2 separate regions of the Homo sapiens genome follow, and region 1 is linked to region 2. The links are chromatin loops, found by intact Hi-C in ENCODE. Cell type or tissue: gastrocnemius medialis. All regions are shown on one strand. Links, peaks and the distances in the headings refer to the core of each region. The heading gives the core; the rest is flanking DNA. Region 1 overlaps STEAP3 (STEAP3 metalloreductase). Region 2 overlaps SCTR (secretin receptor).

What was found. Hi-C counts contacts between places; a loop is a spot of excess contacts. Peaks named below come from ENCODE experiments on the same cell type or tissue, not always from the same donor. Only the 100,000 strongest peaks of a DNase experiment are listed, where the experiment ranks them.
Region 1: it touches region 2 in a loop (2.5-fold over the local background); 10 of 110 quality-filtered maps call a loop at or near these places.

What each region holds. Positions count from the first base shown.
Region 1 is chr2:119,233,531-119,236,430 of GRCh38, reverse strand. All of the region lies in intron 2 of STEAP3 (STEAP3 metalloreductase), which reads right to left. Among named protein-coding and RNA genes, the nearest start is that of STEAP3, 11 kb to the right of the region's middle. RefSeq lists a silencer at 1,722-1,771. In gastrocnemius medialis, for the core only: a CTCF peak has its summit at 1,693 (motif pointing left); a DNase peak (open chromatin) is centred at 2,550; H3K27ac peaks cover 2,500 bases.
Region 2 is chr2:119,484,122-119,487,021 of GRCh38, reverse strand. The region is part of intron 2 of SCTR (secretin receptor); the gene reads left to right. SCTR-AS1 (SCTR antisense RNA 1) reads right to left here. Exons shown (of 2, transcript NR_147847.1): 2 at 1-1,183. Among named protein-coding and RNA genes, the nearest start is that of SCTR-AS1, 9.1 kb to the right of the region's middle. In gastrocnemius medialis, for the core only: no CTCF peak of the experiment used is centred there; DNase peaks (open chromatin) are centred at 1,451 and 1,991; H3K27ac peaks cover 1,923 bases.

The sequences.
Region 1 (2,900 bases), core at 313-2,812, 250 kb after region 2:
AGCAAGGGCCCAGCAGAGGGATGGAATTTCATATCCCACCAGACCACTTGCTAGCTGGCGGCCCGGCCAAGTCACTTCACCTTCCTGAGCCCCATTTCCTCATCTGCACTATGGGCTGATGTTCCTCACCTTAATGAGGTGTGGCAAGGATTATATGAGACAAATAAAGTGCTACGCTCTGAGCCTGTTAAATTTACTCATTTTTAATTCTATTCCTCTCTAGGATATTTTGTAAATCTTTTTGTCTGGGTAAAGCAGAAATAGATGCACCCAAATCAATACACGGTGTTCTCTGCCTAATGGAAAAATTTACTTTAAAATCTTCTAAAAATGTGCTCTAAGATAATGGCCTGGAGGTACATGCCCATTTCTCCCCAAGACAATCGGAGGAAAAGACCTGCTACTATTTGGGACTTGGGAGTGGGAAGAAGAAGGGGGAAGAGCAGAGCAGAAGATCTGGGGTGGAGGGAAGAGTAGGAGGACCTGCTGCTCAGGGCCACAGCCCTGGTGGCTGGGCACTGGGGCACTGGGGTCGGCACTGGGCTCCTTGAGCCCTCTAGGGGATGCTGGTCCCAACATCTGGTTCCCTGCCGAGGACAGTCATGCCACTGGGGTCTCCAGGCCACTTACCCTTGCAAGGATCAAGCCTATACCAACTGCTCCTCTGCCTCCATGGCCCTCCAGAGCAATACGTCTCACTGGACAGTACTGTTTTCTTTCCTGTCTATCTTCTCCCCCACTCCAAGCTCCTCAAGGTGAGAACTAAGTAAAACTCACTTTTGCAAACCCCAGCACTTAGGACACATCAGGTCAAACTTGAGCTGCATCAGGGTCACCTGGAGGACTGATGAAAACATATTGCTGGGCTCCACATCCAGAATTGCTGGTGCTGCTGGTGTGGGGACCACACTTTGAAAACCACTGCAGTAGCTGCTCAGGAAAGGGCTGTGGACGGAGTCAATGAACTAACCACTCACTTGCATGCAAGAGCAACTCAGTTTTGACTTTTTTTTTCCCTGGGTCTTTACAGTTGGCCCAGCTCCCAGCCCACTTGGTCCAGAAAGTCCTCCCTGCTCACGGGGGCTTCGAGTATCCATGCTGTCTCTGAGCTCCTCTAGATCTTGAGGGTCACATGCATATGCTCTGTCCCTACGTACCCCTTGGCTGCCCAGAGCTGGGTCTCTCAGGTGAGAAGAAGGCAATCAGAGTCATTGTGGCATTGTTAGCTGAGTCAATAAAACAAACCCCATGGGGACCACTCCCTGGCTACATGTGGGTCATTAGGCCCACTGCAGGCTGGGGAGAGGAGCAGTTCTAGGGGACCATGAAGATCTTGGGGATCCAGGAGCCCCCTAACACCCTGACTGGGAGGATATTCCCAGAGGACAGAGTTTCCTGGCTGAGCAAGAATCCAGATGGCCTGCCTGCCATCCAGGAATCTCTCACTAGCATGCTTTGACAGCCCAGTCTGGGAGAACTGCTCACTGGGACAGTTCATTACTACCCATCGCCAGCGTATGGGAAGGATGATGGTCAGTGCTGGTTGGGAAGGGGAAGAGGAAAGCCCAACAGTCAGCACCAAGGCCAGGGGCTTGAAGCAGCGGAGGCGGGTGGGGCATGCTCAAGCCCTAGGGTCCCTATGCTGCACAACTTTAGGAGGTGCCATTTACATAGTAATCCCTGTGGAGAGTGCCCTCTGGAGGCGTGCAGTGCACAGTCTGTGCAGTTCTATGCAATAGTCCATCCTGCCAAACCTCCTCTGACAAATTCTCTTATTTGTTATTCCCAGAGTACCTGCTGTGTACCCAGCATGAAGCAAGGCGCCGGGGCCATGCAGGTGGCCAAAGATGACCTGCCCTTTTAAGGCTCTTAGGAGAAAGGCCAGCTACACAATGCAGGAAGAAGCAAAGTGCTGGAATGAGGGGATGACCGGGCGCTATGGAGCCAGGGAGGAGGGCTTTAGTTTGCCCAGGGAGGCCAGGGAGCTGGCTTGTGGGGGCAGCCAGCTCCCTATGGGCCAGTTAATCCAGCCAGGTTGGAGGCCATCAGGCAGTGGCAGCTGAATCTGCAGCCTCAGCGTCTGGAGCTGGGTGGTTTCTTGCTTTCCAGGGAGACCTGGAGCTGCACAAACCCTGGGACTGGTGGGTCTTGTGGGCTGTGGCTGCCCCCACCCCTCCCCTTGTTATGGCACAGGATTTGCTGAATCAGGGATGGGCCTCATCCCTGCTCCTGGGCAGGGTGAGCCGTGGGGTTAGGAAAGGGCAGAGTTAGCCAAGACACACAGAGGCAGCTCAGCATGTCTGCCATGGAGCTCGGCCTGCCTCACATCACCTGATTTTTGGGCTTAGGGATGCATGCCTTATCCTGGTTTGCCCAGCTGCTGCACTGCCTTTTTCTGGAAGCCTCGGAGGGGCCCTCCCCTGCCCCTCAGTGGCCTCTTTCTTTGGATTCCCAGGGATACTGGAAATCGGCCTCCACCCTCTAACCGCTCTGCATGGGAAGAGTCATGTAGCCACTTCTCAACCACCTGCCATGGGCCAGCTCCAACTTTTGCAAGAGCTCTGACTTTTGCAACAGCTTTGATGTTCGCCAGGGTCCCAAGAGCTCAAAAGTCTGGTCCAGGCAGCCCGGGGAGCAGCTCCTGGCCTCCACCTGGGCCTAGGACAGGGAGGACTTCACGCTCTGGGACTAACTCTGCACTTTTTGTCACATTAACATTGGCTGCACACACTGGTTCTCTTGTCTGTCACCTCATTGGATGGGGGCCAATAAAAAACTCATTTCTGTGCCTCTAACACCTACCGGGGCCTAGCACACAGTAAGTGCTCAATACATTTTTGTGGTTTGAATGATTTAAGGACTAGATTCTAAGGGGAGTATTTGTGAGTTGGGAGGGGAGT
Region 2 (2,900 bases), core at 257-2,756:
TTCTTGAGGTTCATCCACGGTGTAGTATGAATCAGTTCTTCACGCATGCTGGCTGTTAGTGCAGTTTTCTCTAACATTCCTAGCTCCTTTCTGGAGTTGCCTGGCCCCCGATGCCCTCTGGCAGCCACACCGTGGACCATCCTCCACGGCTGCCCACAGCTCACCTCTGCCCATTCTTCCCTTGGCACCACTGATCTTGGCTCATTTTTCCAAAATATGGCAGCTTATGTTTGTATAACATTCTAGGCAATTTAAATTTTTAGTTCTTAAAACAACTGTGCAATAAGCACTATTATTACTCCCATTTCATAGATGAGAAAACAGGCTCCAAGGGGCCCAGGATCGCACAGAGCCGAAACAGGACTCAGCTTTGCCGTCCAGTCTAATCAAACACAGCACAACTGAGCTGTGAATGACTGATAACCTTACCCTCCCGAGAGAAAGGTTTTCCATTAGAGAAAACAAACAAAGACAGAGATTGCTGCTGGCAATTAATCCTTAATTCGCTTGAAAGGTGGTATGAAATGAAGAGCTTTAGGTCAGGTGAGGAAGAGTTCTCGGGTGGATGAGGAGGGTTCTGTGGAGGTGGCACACACTTTGTGCAGTCTCTGGAAGGCGAAGGACTTAGCTCCCCGTGCTCAGAAGCTAGCCTGGGGCTGGCCTCCTGGACATAGATGGGCCAGCCTGCTCCAGAGAAGTGGCTGCTCGGCCTCAGGGCTGGAAGGGTTCTTCATCTCATGTAGTGCAGACTTCATTCAGTGTCTGATGCTCTTCCGTCTCCTAATTCCATGACTCTCTCTGCTTGAATACTTTCAGTGATGGGGACCTCATCACTCCCAAGATAGTTCATCCCATCAAACAGCTTATGATTCCTGGTTCCAAGACTCTTTAGCTGTTTCTCCTGCGATGTGTTTTTAAATACCCTTGTTGCCCTGGGATTTCAGCTCCTCTAGCCCCATCCTGACCACAGCTCCTGTGCGTCCAGCCATCACAAAGGAGAGCGACACCTTCTTGACTTAAGACTGTAGGTCAAGTCATTAGCAAAGTTGAAGAAACCTCACCAGGCTGCCCCTTGGATGGCCTGGGGCTGGGGCCATGGCTGAGCCAAGAGAGGCAAAGAGATACACGATGCAATTGGGAAACAGGCCGCTGTGCAGGAGCTCGTCCTAAGCCACTGTGGGTTCTGGGGAGGAGAAAGGGATGAGTGGGGGTGAGCAGTGGAAGTGCCTGAGAGATGGATGTGGCGGTCCGCGGGCAGAGGAAAGAGCAAACACCGGCAGAAGCAGAAGGTAGGAGAGGACAGACACAAGGCCAAGACAAAGAGGAGCTGTGGCTTCCCTGGTGACCCCATCAGCCGATGAAGTGAGCACCAGGGACATGGAGGGGTGTGAGTGGCCCAGTTCAGCATGGCCCCGGGGGCCGGGCTGTTCCTGGCCCCCTGCCACTGCAGCCTGACACATTGCTCCAGAAATAGTCCCAGGTTTTTATCAGGCCATCTGAGCTTATTTATAAATAGAGGACTGGAGGATAGAGGCTCCATGCCAGGTGAATGCAGGGCAAACTCCCAGGCACTGTCCTGCCCTCTGAGATGGCCCTTTCCCCTCTCTCAGTCCTCCCCCAACCCACCCAGACCTGCCTCTGGGGCCACCTCTCTATCCCTGTGGGCAGGACAGAGGAAGCTGACATTGCTGGGTCTGCTTCAGACCTGGCCCAGGGCCAGGGGCTCCACAAATATAAAGACCAGGAATCTTTATCTATAAACCCCTTTGGGCAAAAATAGAACTTTCTCCGTTTTCTGACTTTAATTCTGATTGCATTCTCCTGGGATGGCAGACATTTCTGGATCTTCCCCTGCAATTTTCCCAGGTGGCTAGAGATTCACGTAGCACCACCACGTTCAGGGGGATCTCGCCTGCAGCTGATGATGGTGTTAGTCACAGGTGGTGACTGGCAGAGCCCTGTCTATCCTGGGCCACTGGCCCCTCCTGTGCTTTGCCGGGAGGCATGGGCTCGGCAAGGCTGTGTGTGGTCTGCCCATCTAGACCTGCCCCCACAGCTGTTTCTCCTCTGGGCCATCCCACCTCCTCAGGGCTGGCTGGGCAGCAGGGTATTTGCACCTCTTCTGGAACCCTCCATGTCCCAGCTCATCACTTCCCCTCCATCTCTCCCCAGTCTCTGGGAATTCTTGCTCTTTTTCTGTTTTCTCCCAAGTGCTTTGATTATCCCAGCATACCTCTTCATCCCCCAGAGGCCTTTGGAAACCTAAGCCAGGAAGTTTTCCTGCCTTTCTCTGTGACTTCAATCTGAGGAGGAAGGAGAGAGAAAAGGCAAAAAACAAACAAACAAACAAAAAAAACAGGAGAAGAAAAAAGAAGAGATTGATGGATCAGAAAGTATTCCACCGCACCCACATATCATTTAATTCTCTCAAAAATCCTGGGAAATATTACTGTGCCCATTTTATAGATGAGGAAACTGAGGCTCACAGAGGTTAAGTGTCATACCCAAAGTAGGCTTGGGTCCAAAGCCCATTCTATCTCCACCATACCACCTCCCTCAACCTGGTATCCCATGCTGTCCTCCTGGGCCACGGGCACTGGGGCAGGCAACCCCTCCTCCCCAGGTGGTGGCATTGTCTTCTCTTGTTTCCCCACTTAAACTTCCCAGCCTTCCATCCCATCCCCTCCAGCCAGACAATTGGTGGCGGAGGTGGCCATCAGAGACGACAGAGGCGTGGGAAGCCCTGCTCTTCACATGCTTTGGATCTGCCTGCCCACACAGCTAATGTATATTCCTTCTAGCCCTGGCTCTCCTGGGGCGGTGACCCCTCCCTCGTGGCTCAGTAAGTGTGGCCCTATTGACAAAGCTCCCCCATCCCCTATCTCAATGAATGCCGCTTA